Regions from separate parts of the Homo sapiens genome. Here region 2 is linked to region 1. Evidence: chromatin contacts called from ENCODE Hi-C or POLR2A ChIA-PET data. All regions are on one chromosome and are shown on one strand. The core of a region is the stretch at or near the end of the contact, and the rest is flanking DNA. Distances in the headings are between cores, read along the strand shown.

Evidence for each region. A loop is a pair of places that touch in the nucleus more often than their neighbours do. ChIA-PET counts read pairs that join two places held with the same protein, here RNA polymerase II (POLR2A). Pooled maps may share reads with other maps.
Region 2: a loop to region 1 is called in a pooled map, with 1.9 times the contacts of the local background. The contact joins two enhancer-like sites. A Hi-C loop is called at or near these places in 1 of 50 pooled maps. POLR2A ChIA-PET finds 5 or more read pairs at or near these places in 4 of 52 experiments (Caco-2, activated CD4-positive, alpha-beta T cell and activated T-cell).

Annotation. Positions count from the first base shown.
Region 1 is chr5:138,972,659-138,978,868 of GRCh38, reverse strand. The region is part of intron 7 of SIL1 (SIL1 nucleotide exchange factor); the gene reads left to right. LOC124901079 (a long non-coding RNA gene) reads right to left here. Exons shown (of 2, transcript XR_007058954.1): 2 at 2,930-6,210. Among named protein-coding and RNA genes, the nearest start is that of LRRTM2, 100 kb to the right of the region's middle. Within about 2 kb of position 3,613, at least 20 of the 41 ENCODE cell types and tissues checked have a DNase peak (open chromatin) inside an H3K27ac peak, as active enhancers do.
Region 2 is chr5:139,089,313-139,095,522 of GRCh38, reverse strand. All of the region lies in intron 3 of SIL1 (SIL1 nucleotide exchange factor), which reads left to right. Among named protein-coding and RNA genes, the nearest start is that of SIL1, 110 kb to the left of the region's middle. Within about 2 kb of position 3,467, at least 4 of the 41 ENCODE cell types and tissues checked have a DNase peak (open chromatin) inside an H3K27ac peak, as active enhancers do.

The DNA.
Region 1 (6,210 bases), core at 2,364-4,863:
ACAACCCAATTAAAAAATAGGCAAAGGATCTGAATGGACAGCTGTCCAGACAAGATAATGCAAATGTGCAGTAAGTACAGGAAATGATGCTCAACATCATTAACTCCCAGGAAAATGCAAACCCAACCACAATGAGAGAACACTGTATACTCAAAAAGATAGATAATAACAAGTGTTGACAAGGATGTGGAGAAATTGGGACCCTCATATACTGCTAGTGGAAATGTAAATTGATCCAACCATTTTGAAAAACACTACTAGTTCTTCAAATAGTTAAACATAGAGTTATCATGTGATCCAGCAATTCCAATGCTAGGTGTGTACCCAAGAGAAGTGAAACCATATTCCACACAAAAACTTGTACATGAATGTGCATAGCCTCAATATTCATAACAGCCAAAAAGTGGAAACAACCCAAGTATCTGTTGACTGAGAAATGGGTAAATATAATGTAGTATATCCATACAATGGAATATTTAGCAATAAAAAGAAATGAAGTACTGATACATGTTATGAATGGATGAAACTTTTAAAAAGTCAGAGTGAAAAAAGCTAGTCACAAAGCACCACATACTGGATGATTCCATCTCTGTGGAATGTCTGGAATATTCAAATCTGTAGGGCCTAGTGCTGAGGGAGTGGGGGTTGGGGAGAGTTGCGGGGGGCACTAGTAATAGGTATGGGGGGGCAATGAAAATGCCTTAAAATTGTGATATGTTGCACAACTCTGTGAATACACAAAAAGCTATTGAGTTGTACACTTTAAATGGGTGAATTGTGTGGTATGTGAATTTTACCTCAATAAAGCATTTTTAAGTCAGTAACGTGTTATGAAGAAAATAAAATAGGATGATATAAGGTTCTTTAGATGAGTTAGTTACAGAGACTTTTCCAAAGAGATGTCATTCTGGCCTCAACTCAAATATAGATTGAGTCAGCCATATGTACATTAGGCCAAGGGTTTTCCAGGCAGCAGGAATAGCCGTTGCAAGGGTCCTGAGGTAGGGACAAGCTTGGCCAGTTGAGGAAGCAGCCAGAAGGTGAGTGTGGCTGGAATGGAGTGAGCTAAAGAAAGACTAAGAAGAGGTGAGGTTGGCGAAGTTGGCAGTGCACCTAGAGACCTAGGTGAACTAAATTTGGATTTTATTCTAAGGGTAGCAGGAAGCCACTGGTGCCATTTAATTAAGGGAGTAACAAGATCTGATTTACATTTTAAAAATGATCCCCTGGCTTGGCTCAGTGGCTCACACCTGTAATCCCAGCACTTTGGGAGGCCGAGGGAGGTAGATTGCTTGAGTCCAAGAGTTTGAGGCTGCAGTGAGCTATGATTGCACCACTGTGCTCCAGCCTGGGTGACAGAGCAAGACCTAGTGTCAAAAAGAAAAAAAGGAGGAAAAAAAAAAGATTCCTCTGATTGCTTTGCGGGAGAGAAGGAACTCTTCATGGTTTCAGACTACAGCACTGCCTACCTTGTTATCTTAAATCTCTGATAGTAGGAAGCTCTTCCTGGTATCTAGTTCAAGTCACCTCCTCTCATCAGGATTTTGGGTGGTAGATCTGATGGCCATGATAGTGCTTCATAACTGGGAAGATTATTGTTCCCCAGATTAGGATATAGAGTCAGAAAGCTTCATGTCTCTCCATGTTTGTGGCTACTCTCATCATAAGATTGTGGCTGTCCAGACTCAGGACCGTGATGTCTGCCTGATTTTCAATTGCTGGGGCTGTCTTTGGCCATGGCACCTGGTCCTGAGACGAGTAGAGCAATCCTGCCACTTCCACCAGCTAGCAGCATACCTACTTCCTTCCTCTGAGTTGGAGGACAATCTGGAGGGTCAAGCAACACAGGGTGCTGTGTGAATGGGCTTTCTAGTGGATCCAGGTAGCTCTTGAGAAGCTGTGTGAGAAGCTCAGGATGTGTGAGAAGCTCTCAGAGAGTCAGCTCAGGATGGAGGTGCACTTCTCTGGGAAACGTGATGGATGGCACATAATGATTAGAGCTTTGCTTGCCCTACAAATTTTTTTTTTAATTTCATATATATTGTTTCCTCTATTTAAGTAATACATTCTCAGTGTAAGCTTTTCAAACGTTAAAGTAATACGTAATATAGAAAGTTGAAATTATACCAAAAGGACATAGATCAGTTATAGAGACGAACTCCTAATGGTGGTTTATTTACTCATTTAGCAAATATTTATTGAGTCCCTACTATGTGCTTCCTCTGAGGATTGCAATGAAGAATAAGGGAGGTAATGGCCTGCGTGGTGGCTCAAGTCTGTTAATCCTAGCACTTTGGGAGGCTGAGGCGGGTGGATCTCCTGAGCTCAGGGGTTTGAGACCAGCCTGGCCAACATGGCAAAACCCCGTCTCTACTAAAAATACAAAAAATTAGCCAGGTATGGTGGCGCGTGCCTGTAATCCCAGCTACTTGGGAGGCTGAAGCAGGAGAATCACTTGAACCCAGGAGGCAGAGGTTGCAGTAAGCTGAGATCGTGCCACTGCATTCCAGTCTGGGTGACAGAGTGAGACTCCGCCTCAAAAAAAAAAAAAAAAAAAAGAGAGGTAATATAAGAATACTGAGCATGCACCGGGCACATAGTAAGCATTCAGTAATGGTAGCTTCTAATATTGTTGTTATTGTCATCCTGACTGGAGGCAGAGGTATGGGCATCGTGAATATTTTCTGCAAGCTTTTCCTTGACTGGAGGGCTGGAATATCTGGGCCGTGAAGGTCATTGTTTTTTCTCATATAGTGTTCTAAGACCTTAGGGGCTTAGTCAGGGCCTTTGGTGGCCTCTGGCCCTGACACCAGGTTTGGTTCTTCTATGGATACGTCACACTTCTGGAAACAATGCTGTGAAGCAGCTCTTTTCCCTCTTGTCCAGTTTATTAGCTATGTGTTGTTGTATAACAAATTATTCTCAGATGTAGTGGGTTAAAACAACAGTAATAGTTTATTATTTTTCTGTTTCTTTGGGTCAGGAATTTGGAAATGTAGGCAGGGTGTTGACTGGGTATGAGAATCTGCTTCCAGTTTACACGCCTGGCTGGTTGGTGCCAGTTGTTGGTGAGAGGCCTCGGTTTCTCTCTCTGTGAGTTTCTCCACAGGGCTGTGCAGGTCTCCCCATGGCTTCCCCCAGAGTGAACAACATAGGACAGCAAGATGGAAACTTCAGTTCTTTTTGTGGCCTAGCCTTAGAATTCGACATCATCACTTCCTCTTTATTCTTTTGGTCACATAGATCATCTATAGTTAATGTGGGAGGCACCAACACAAAGGCTGGGATCGCTGGTGGGGATCGCCGGTGACCGTGCTGGAGACTGGCACCACACCTAGTATCTGGGGACTCTGTCCTAGGCACTGTGGAAGGAGACCCCACACATGCAGGGACAGTCAGTCACCTCATGGACCCTTGTCTGAGGCAGGTGTTCCTTGCAGCTCACTGAGCCTATGCCCTTCCCCCATGCTCTGGCCTCACGGTGCTGAGCTGCCCAGCTCAGTAGCTGCCTCTTGGCTGAAGTGGTGGCGTGTCAGGGGGAGGACAGTGGTTTCATTTTTGAGTCTTTGATCATGAGAGAAGGCTGAGCTCTTCTGGAAGTCTGCCAGTGGCTTGTGCTTCCAGACACTGGATTTCTCGAAATGGATTGACCAGCTGACCAGCCCCTTCCTATAGGCTTCTTGCCAACCTTCAGAGGAGGGAGCCATTTTTCTTACCTTGAAATCCAGTAATTTCAAGATGAGAGTAGACAGTATTATACTAAAAATGGGGTGTTTTTATCCTTTACAGTTTTATGTCTTGTGTAAGGAAGACTCTTAAAAGTGGGAGAGGTAAGAGGTGTGTGGCAAAAGAACTTCTTGAGTAAGATCCTGGTCTATGGATGGACATACAGCTTGTTGCTGTATATCTCTGGGCAAGTTACTTAACCTAAGCCTCAGCTTCCTCAGCTCAGAGATGAAGAAGACAGTGGTGCTTCACAGACTCATGTGAGGATTAAATGAGATAATGTAGGATGATACACATGAAGCTCATAGCACAGAACACAGCACATTGTAAGGAAATACAGCAAGAGCTGTCACTAAAATATTGTTAATGTTAATATCATCATCATCATTGTGCTCACCGACTCTGAGTGAGACCGAGAGAGGAGCATTGACTTCCCAAGCAACATAAAGGAAACCCAGGCCCGGAAACAGGGGCTCCTTCCCTCTCCAGCTTTCATACTTTCCATACCGAATGTTCTTCCACGTGATGCCTGAACTACAAATAGAAGTTTGGGCAACTCCCAATTATCCCTAGTGTGAATAATTCACTCTGAGATAATCTGTGTGCCTGGCTGGCTTCCCAAATCAGCTGAGTGGATTATTCTCCTCTTTCAATTATTCAACAGTACAAGTAATTGGGAGCTGGCATTAGAATGTAAAGGCCGTGAGGTCATCTCCTGTTGTTCTCAGTTGCACAGTCCTGCCAGTGGTGATGTTTCAGAGCAGTGCGGAGGCTGTAGAGCAGGCCCAAAGGGGGAGGACAGAGGTGGTGACAGGCATGACAGTGAAGAATGAAGGCCCTCAGATGGCAAGTTGGGGGAGGTGAAGCTAACAGCCACAGGCAGGAGAGCCCAAGAGGAACGGTTTATAAAGGCTGCCTTCCCTCTCCCTGGCCTGTAGAGAGAGACCCCGTTGCAGCCGAGTTCACGCTTTCCTGAGGAGCTCTTTGGATTTAGCTTTTGGTTCTGGAATGTTAGTGTATCCTGGAGTCTTTTAAAATATGACCAGCCACCCCTGTTCTCTTCTGTTTGCTGCTCAATTTGATATCAAGGGGTGCACGGAGAGACCTGAGGAGCCTCTTCTTTCTGGAGAGTAGGGTCTCTACATTGAAAATAGCATGTGTAGAAGCGTGATCCATTCATATAAAAAGTAAATGGGTAAAGATTTATATATAAATTTATATTGCACATATATTTTTAAATATGTGATATAAAAATCTGGGCCGGGCGTGATGGCTCATGCCTGTAGTCCTAGAACTTTGGGAGGCTGAGGCAGGAGGATCACTTGAGCCTGGAGTTTGAGACCAGCCTGGGCAACATAGTGGGACTTAGTCTCTACAATCACAACAACAAATTAGTCAAGGCTGGACACGGTGGCTCACACTTGTAGTCCCAGCATTCTGGGAGGCGGGAAGATCACTTGAGCCCAGAAGTTTGAGGGTAACATAGTGAGACCTCAGCTCTATATTAAAAAAAAATTTAGTCAGGTGCAGTGGCATATGTCTAGTCCCAGCTACATAGGAAGCTGCAACAGGAGGATCAGTTGAGCCTGGGAGCTCAGGGATGTAGTGAGCTGTGATCACACCACTGTACTCCAGCTTGGGTGACAGGGCGAGACCCTGTCTCAAAAGAAAAAAGAAAAAACTCTGCTCTTACCTCTGATGGTCTGAGAAACAGGGACTTTTCCTTTCTATTTTGCACTCTTCTATACTGCTTGATTTTTTTTTTCTTTACCATGAACTTACATGATTTATAATTATTTAAATTACTTATTATAAAATAAGACACAGAAGTTGCTGTTGGGTTTTCTGGCATGAGCCCTTTGGATTCTGTGTTTTAGCATTCATGATCATTCTCTGGGCCACTTTATTCTTACACAACCTTTTTTTTTTTTTTTTTTTTTTAAATACTTCAAGTTCTAGGGTACCTGTGCACAACGCGCAGGTTTGTTACATATGTTACACAACCTTTAATTGTATAAGGATAACCTTTAATTGGCTTGGGCTTGGGGGTGGACTCATCAGTTTGCCCAGATCCCTTCAGCCAGGTGGCAGGCAGGTGTCGCTCCTGCTGTACTGTAGGAATACTGTGGCCAGCCTCAGCTCCATGCTGGGACTGAACAAGGGCTTCTCTACCCCCATCACTGGGGCCTCAGCCCTGGGTTGTCCTCCCTTCTGCTCTTATTGCCCCTCTGTCCCCCTTGCCTGAGGACCCAGGACCCGTTTGTCCTGGACTTGGTGGACCCAGGGTTTTACCCTCATGTTACCCACATAGTCCTCTCTTTGCCTCTGGGGAGAAGGATTAAACTCTTGGTTCATGTACTATTTTGAGGTATTTGTCCAAGTTTAATAGTTGTGAAGGAAGAAAAAGGTTAGTTGCTGTTTGAACTGTTTCTCTGGGATTAACAAAAATTAGTTTGTGGCTCAAGAAAAATTGTGTGAGCTCAG
Region 2 (6,210 bases), core at 2,218-4,717, 120 kb before region 1:
TGAGAGGCCAAGGCAAGTGGATCACTTGAGGCCAGGAGTTCAAGACCAGCGTGGCCAACATGGTGAAACCCCATCTCTGCTAAAAATACAAAAATTAGCTGGGTATGGTGGCGCACGCCTGTAATTCAGCTACTCAGGAGGTGAGGCACGAGAATTGTTTGAACCCAGGAGGTGGAGGTTGCATTGAGCTGAGATCGCACCACCGTACTCCAGCCTGGGAGACAGAGTGAGATGCTCTCAAAAAAAAAAAAAAAAAAGAATTCCAATAATATATATATATAGATACTCCCCCCTCTAGAAGGTGGAGCTTACATCTTTCCAGTTGGGCTAGACTTACTGACTCATTTCTAAAGAACACATTTTGGAAAAGGAAAAATAGTCACTTTACAGTGGAGAAATCTGGTAAGTACTACCTGTGATCAAGGGTATCAAGTGAGCCAGGGTAATATCACCAGTGTTGTCATGTGGATATGATGCACCCTATGGTATGATGAGACAAAGGGACACTTTACCTTTGTGGTATTCTTCCTCAAAACCAACGACCCCAGTCTAATGAGAAAAACATCAGACAAACCCAGATGGTGGAACATTCTGTAAAATACCTGACCAGTACTCTGCAAACTATCATGGTTTTGATAAACAAGGAAAGACTGAGAAACTGGCATAGACCAGAGAGGACATGACATGTAAATGCATTGTGGTATTGTGAATTGGATGCTGGAACAGGAAGAGGATATTCATGGAAAAACTAGTGAAACATAAAGAGTCTGGAGTCTAGTTAACACTAATATACCAATGTTGGTTTCTTAGTTTTGACAACTGTACTATGGTAATATAAGATGATAGCATTAGGGGAACTGAAACTGAGTAAATGTTGTACAGAAATTCTAGGAACTCTCTGTATTATCACTGAGTTTTCTGTAAGTCCAAAATAATACCAAAAACAAAACTAACCTTGTCTATGAGGCCATCTCTGTCTACCCTTTCAAAAATGTTTTAGCCTTTCTTAACATTTCATATCCCTTTCCCTGCATTATTTTGCTCCTTAGCACTTATTATTTAATCTATAGATTTTACTTAGTGTTGTTTATTGTCTGTTTCCACTACTAGAATGTAAGCCCTGAGTGGACAGAGATTTTGGTCTGTCTTGCTCACATCTGGATCTTCAGAGCCCAGGGCTGTGCTTGGCTCATAACAGGTATTCAATAAAGATTGGCTAATGAATGATAGAATGAATTCTGTTGTATCACCTGTTTATTCTTAAGGTGTGTGAGGAGTTTGTGTTTAGGCCTTTGTTTCTCTTTTGAGATTTCCAGTGGTTTCCCATTCCAATGGGGACATGATTCCTATTGTTTCTTTTCCACTTTTGCTCAGCATGGAAATGAGAGTCAGGTTGGAGGTGGGTTGTACAGAAACACGATGTGTTCACTCCATCAGCAGGAAGAGCAAATAAATAGCTTCATTTACTACTTTCCTGGCAGAAATTGTTTCCGCTGCAGGTGAGGGCTGGTTTATGATGATACCCTCCCCATTTCATGTTTAAACCTGAAACATGATCCAGGACTGGCTTCCTGAGAGGAGGAACACTTATTTCTGATTCTAGTTCAGCCCATGACAGATGTGGAGTATGTGTGGATTTGAAGACAGTGGGGGAAAGCATGGGACTTTTTGATGTGGAGTAAAGCCAGAGAAGGAAAATTCATCTACTCACAGTATGTATTGAGCTTCTCTTTGCCATGCACTGAAAATTTATAGGGTAAAGATAGTGGGAATGTGGACTGGTTCAACAAATCCTGTTCAGTAGAGCCTGACATCATGTGATCCCAAGGGAATTAAATTTGGGACAAATGAAAGAAAATTTACCTCACACAGTGTGTTGTAGATACAGAGTTGAAAGGATTTAAAAGTACCTTAGAAAAATGTAATGGGTAAGGGATTGAAAGAGTTTTGAAGACCTCCATTAACCATCACGGAGAAGAACCAATCTCTTCTATCCTCAGCGCAATGGCCAGGGTATGGAGATTGTGTCAGGTTATTACCTTTTCACACACACGGACTGGGTTAGTGTGGGAAGAGAGATGGAGCTAACTGCGCTCTGAAGGATTGTGGACGGCACCTGTTCAATAACACCTGTCTCCCTGTGTTAGAACTTGATTTATCTCTGTCTTAGTACATTTTATGCTGCTGTAACAGAATAATTGAGACTGGGTAATTTCTAAAGAGCATAGATTTATTTCTTACAATTCTAGAGACTGGGATATCCAAGTTTGAGGAGCTGCATCTGTTGTGGGCCTAGTTGCTGTGGCATACGTGGCCAAAGGCATCATGTGGTGACAGAGCAGGTGCTGGAGAGAGAGCAGAATGGGGCTGAACTTGCCTTTTGTGGGGGGGAACAAAAGAGACGGAGTGTTGCTATGTTGCCTGGGCTGGACTCCTGGGCTCAAGCAAGTCCTCGCGTTTCAGCCTTCCATGTAGTTGGGAAGCTAGGACTATAGGGGCACACCACTGCACCCAGCTGGACTTGCTTTTTTAATAAACTACTCTTGCGAAAACTTACCCACTCCTGTGATAGTGACATTAATCATTCATGAGGGCAAAGCCCTCATGACCTAATCACCTCTTTCAACATTGTCACATTCAGGATTAAGTTTCCAACACATGAACTTTGGAGGCCACATTTAAACCATAGCAACCTCATAATATATTTTAAAGCTTCCATAGAATATACTTCCCAAAGAATGAAGTCATACTGATTTGAGGCCTGAACAAGGTCATTAGGAGCAACAAAATGTAAGATAAAAGGTATTTCCCTTGTGCCTGGCACTCTCCATCTCCTGTTGTTTTCATGTTCCCGTTGTCTTGAGCCCAAAGATGTAGCGGTTCTGCTTTCTGTTTTTGGTGTGGTGCCCATCATACCTGTGGTGTTCTCTGAACAAAGGCCTGTTCCTGCTGGGCACAAAAATTGGGCTGGGCTTGGGGCTATAGATTTCTTTTGGAGATAAATAAGCAGGGTATCTTGCATCCCCTTCCATTTCGCCTGTCTCAAGGAAGAGGCCAAGGGTCCCCTCTTTTTGCAAGTAAAACAGAATGTACTTTCTTAAAACGATTTAAATATCACAGTTGGGTTCAATTTATCTACAGAAATAGACTTATATAAAAGGAAAACTTACAAAGGAGAAATTTCTACCAAATAATGGGCTCCCTTTTTGTTAAAATTTTTTTCCTACCTTTTTCAAGGTCATCCAGTTTAAAGTCTGAGTGTCCAAGAAAGAAGGGAGGGGAGGCCTAGAGGGAGAAGGGAAAGTAGAAGAAACAGAAGTACTTATAGATTCTTTAGGGTAAATCTGAAGTCTTAGTGATCATATGCTTTTTATCAGTACCAGCGATGCAGCCTGCCAGGGGTTTCCCCTCCTTGACCTTTTTCTTCACCTCCTGCTCCCATACTCCCGTTGGATGGTCAGGCAAGGAGGGCTGGCCTCAAGAACCTCAGCTATTCTAAGTCCTTAGCTCTGCCTGTCTGCTGTTTCAGCCAAACTAGATGGCCTAAGATCTCACACAGTCCACTTACTCCCATTTCCAGCCTTGGTGTGAACCCTTTCCCCCATCTGCAGGGCTGTATTGCAAATTACAGCTGTGAAACAAATTGCCACCAACTTAGTGGCTTCAAACACCGTCTCATTTATTATTTCATAGTTGATGTAGGTCAGAAATCTAGGTCCTGGTTAGCCGAGTCTTCTGTTCAGGGTCTCACAGCCTGAAACCAGGGTGTTGGCCAGCCTGTGTCCCTTTCTGGTGGCTCTGGAAAAGAATCTACTTCCAGGCTCATCCAGGTTATTGCCAACATATCTTTGCAGTCACTTCCTAGAAGTCAGACTTCTGGGTCAGAGGGTAAATGCAGTTATAATTTTATTAGATGTTGTCAAATTCCCCTTTATAGGGGCTGTATATGCAAATTTCATTTCCCTAGTCTCGCCTGCAAAGTACTTACAACCTAATAGGTGGAAAGCAGTTTTCTACTGTAGTTTTATTTTATCTTTGTCATGTGATGAGCAAAGTTGAACATCTTTTCATAGAGTCAAATAGCATTGTATTTCTTTTTCTGTGACCTGCCTGTTTATATCTGTAGTCTTTTTTTTCTATTGTGTTTTTGGTCTTTTTCTCCTTATTTTTTAAAAGTTTTTTATATATTGGGGATATTAACACTCTATGATATTAAATTGCAGATACTTTACCTAGTTTGACATTTGTCTTTTTTGCTTATGATATTTTTCCATGCATTTTTATTTTTTATAAAACTTTTTATTTTTGCATAATCAAATTAATATTTTTGTGATTTCTTTTGGATTTTGAATTATAATTAGGAAAGTTATTTACTTTCAACAAGTTGTTGCCACCAACTTATAATTAGGAAAGTTATTATTTACTACTCCCAGATTATAGAGTAGTTGACCTATGCTTTCTTTTGGTACTTATATGTTTTCATTTTGTATATTTAAAGATTTAATTTGTTTGGAATTTATCTTGACATGTAGGCATAAGACATGGGGTTAATTTTTACCTTTTTCAGTATGTCTGTTGAGTTATCCCAACACTGCTTATTAAAAAGTTTGACTTGGCCAGGTGCAGTGGCTCACTCCTGTTACAATCCCGGCCCTTTGGGAGGCTGAGGTGGGCAGATGGATTGAAGCCAGGTATTTGAGACCAGTCTGGGCAACAGAGAGAGATCCTGTCTCTACAAAAAAGAAAAAAAATTAGCCAGGTGTAGTGGTGCGTGCCTGTAGTCCTAGCTACTCCAGAAGCTGAGGTGGGAGAATCGCTTGGGCCCAAGAGTTTGAGGTTGCAGTGATCATACTACTGCACTCCAGCCTGGCCGACAGAGCGAGACCCTGTCTAAAAAAGAAAGTGCTTTCCCTATAGATTTGAGATGCTGCTCTTACTGTATATTAAATTTCTGTGTGCAGTTGGGTCTGTTTTTGAATGTTCTTTTCTGCTTCATTGGTAATTCTGTCTATTCATGCACCAGTATCAAACCATTTTAATTGTAGAGGTTTTGCAATATGTTTTATTATCCAGTAGGTCATTCTAGTTTTATTTCTGTGCGCTCCTGTTTGTGTGTATGTGTATCTAGATGGCAGTTGGAGACATGAGAACTGATGAGCCCCAGAAGAGAATCAAGAGCATCCTGAGAAGTTTCAACTCTTAACAGTCAGGTAGAAGAGGGTGAGCTGGCAAAGGAGAGGCTGTAGTGGCAGGAACTCATCAGGTATTCAGTCTCAAGGAAGTCAGGGCAGAATACTTACTTTAGGACTGAGGAACTGGCCTCCTGTGTCATGTGCTGCCAAGAAATCTCAGGAGGGGAGGAGTGAGAAGCATCAGTGGTTGTCACTGGGTGAGAGTGGAGTGGTGTGGAGTGGGCTTTGGAGTGAATGGCGGGTAAGGAGGTCTAGACATTCCTTGAGAAGTTATCAGTATAAGAAAAATGAAAGGAGATGAGAAAAGATGCTACCCAGAAGAGGTCTAGGGAAGTTTTTCTTTATTCTTTTTCTTACATTGAGGTTAAATTTATATAATATAAAATTAATCATTTTAAAGTGAGAAGCTCAGTGGTATTTAGTACATTCATTATGTTGTGCAATCACCGCTTCTATTTAATCCGAAAACATTTTCATCACCTCAAAAGGAAATCCCATACCCGCTGAGCAGTTTATCCACATTTCCCTATCCTCTAACATCTGACAACCACAAAGCTCCTTTCTGTCTTTATGGATCTACTCATTTTGGATATTTCATGTAAATGGAGTCATACATACATGAGTTTTTGTGTCTGTCTTCTTTCACTGAGCATAATAATTTTTGAAGTTCACCCATGATGTAGCATGTATCAATACTTCATGCCTTTTTATGGCTGAATAATGTATCATTGTATGGAGATACCATTGTATGGACAAATTTGTTTATTCATCTGCTGATGGACTCTTTATGTCTTTTTTAACAAAAAGAAACTATTTATAAATGCTGATGAGAGACTCTAGTACATAGGGACAGGTGGAAGCTTCAGGAGAGAGGGTGGGTAAGAAGTAAAGTTCTTCAAAAGGTGGACTCCATCTGTTTGCTGGTGGGAAGCTGGGGAGACCCTGTCTGACAGCTTCTGTTTGCTCTGTGATGTAGAAGGCCAGGCCTCCACTGAGAGTGGAGAGTCAGAAGTTCAAG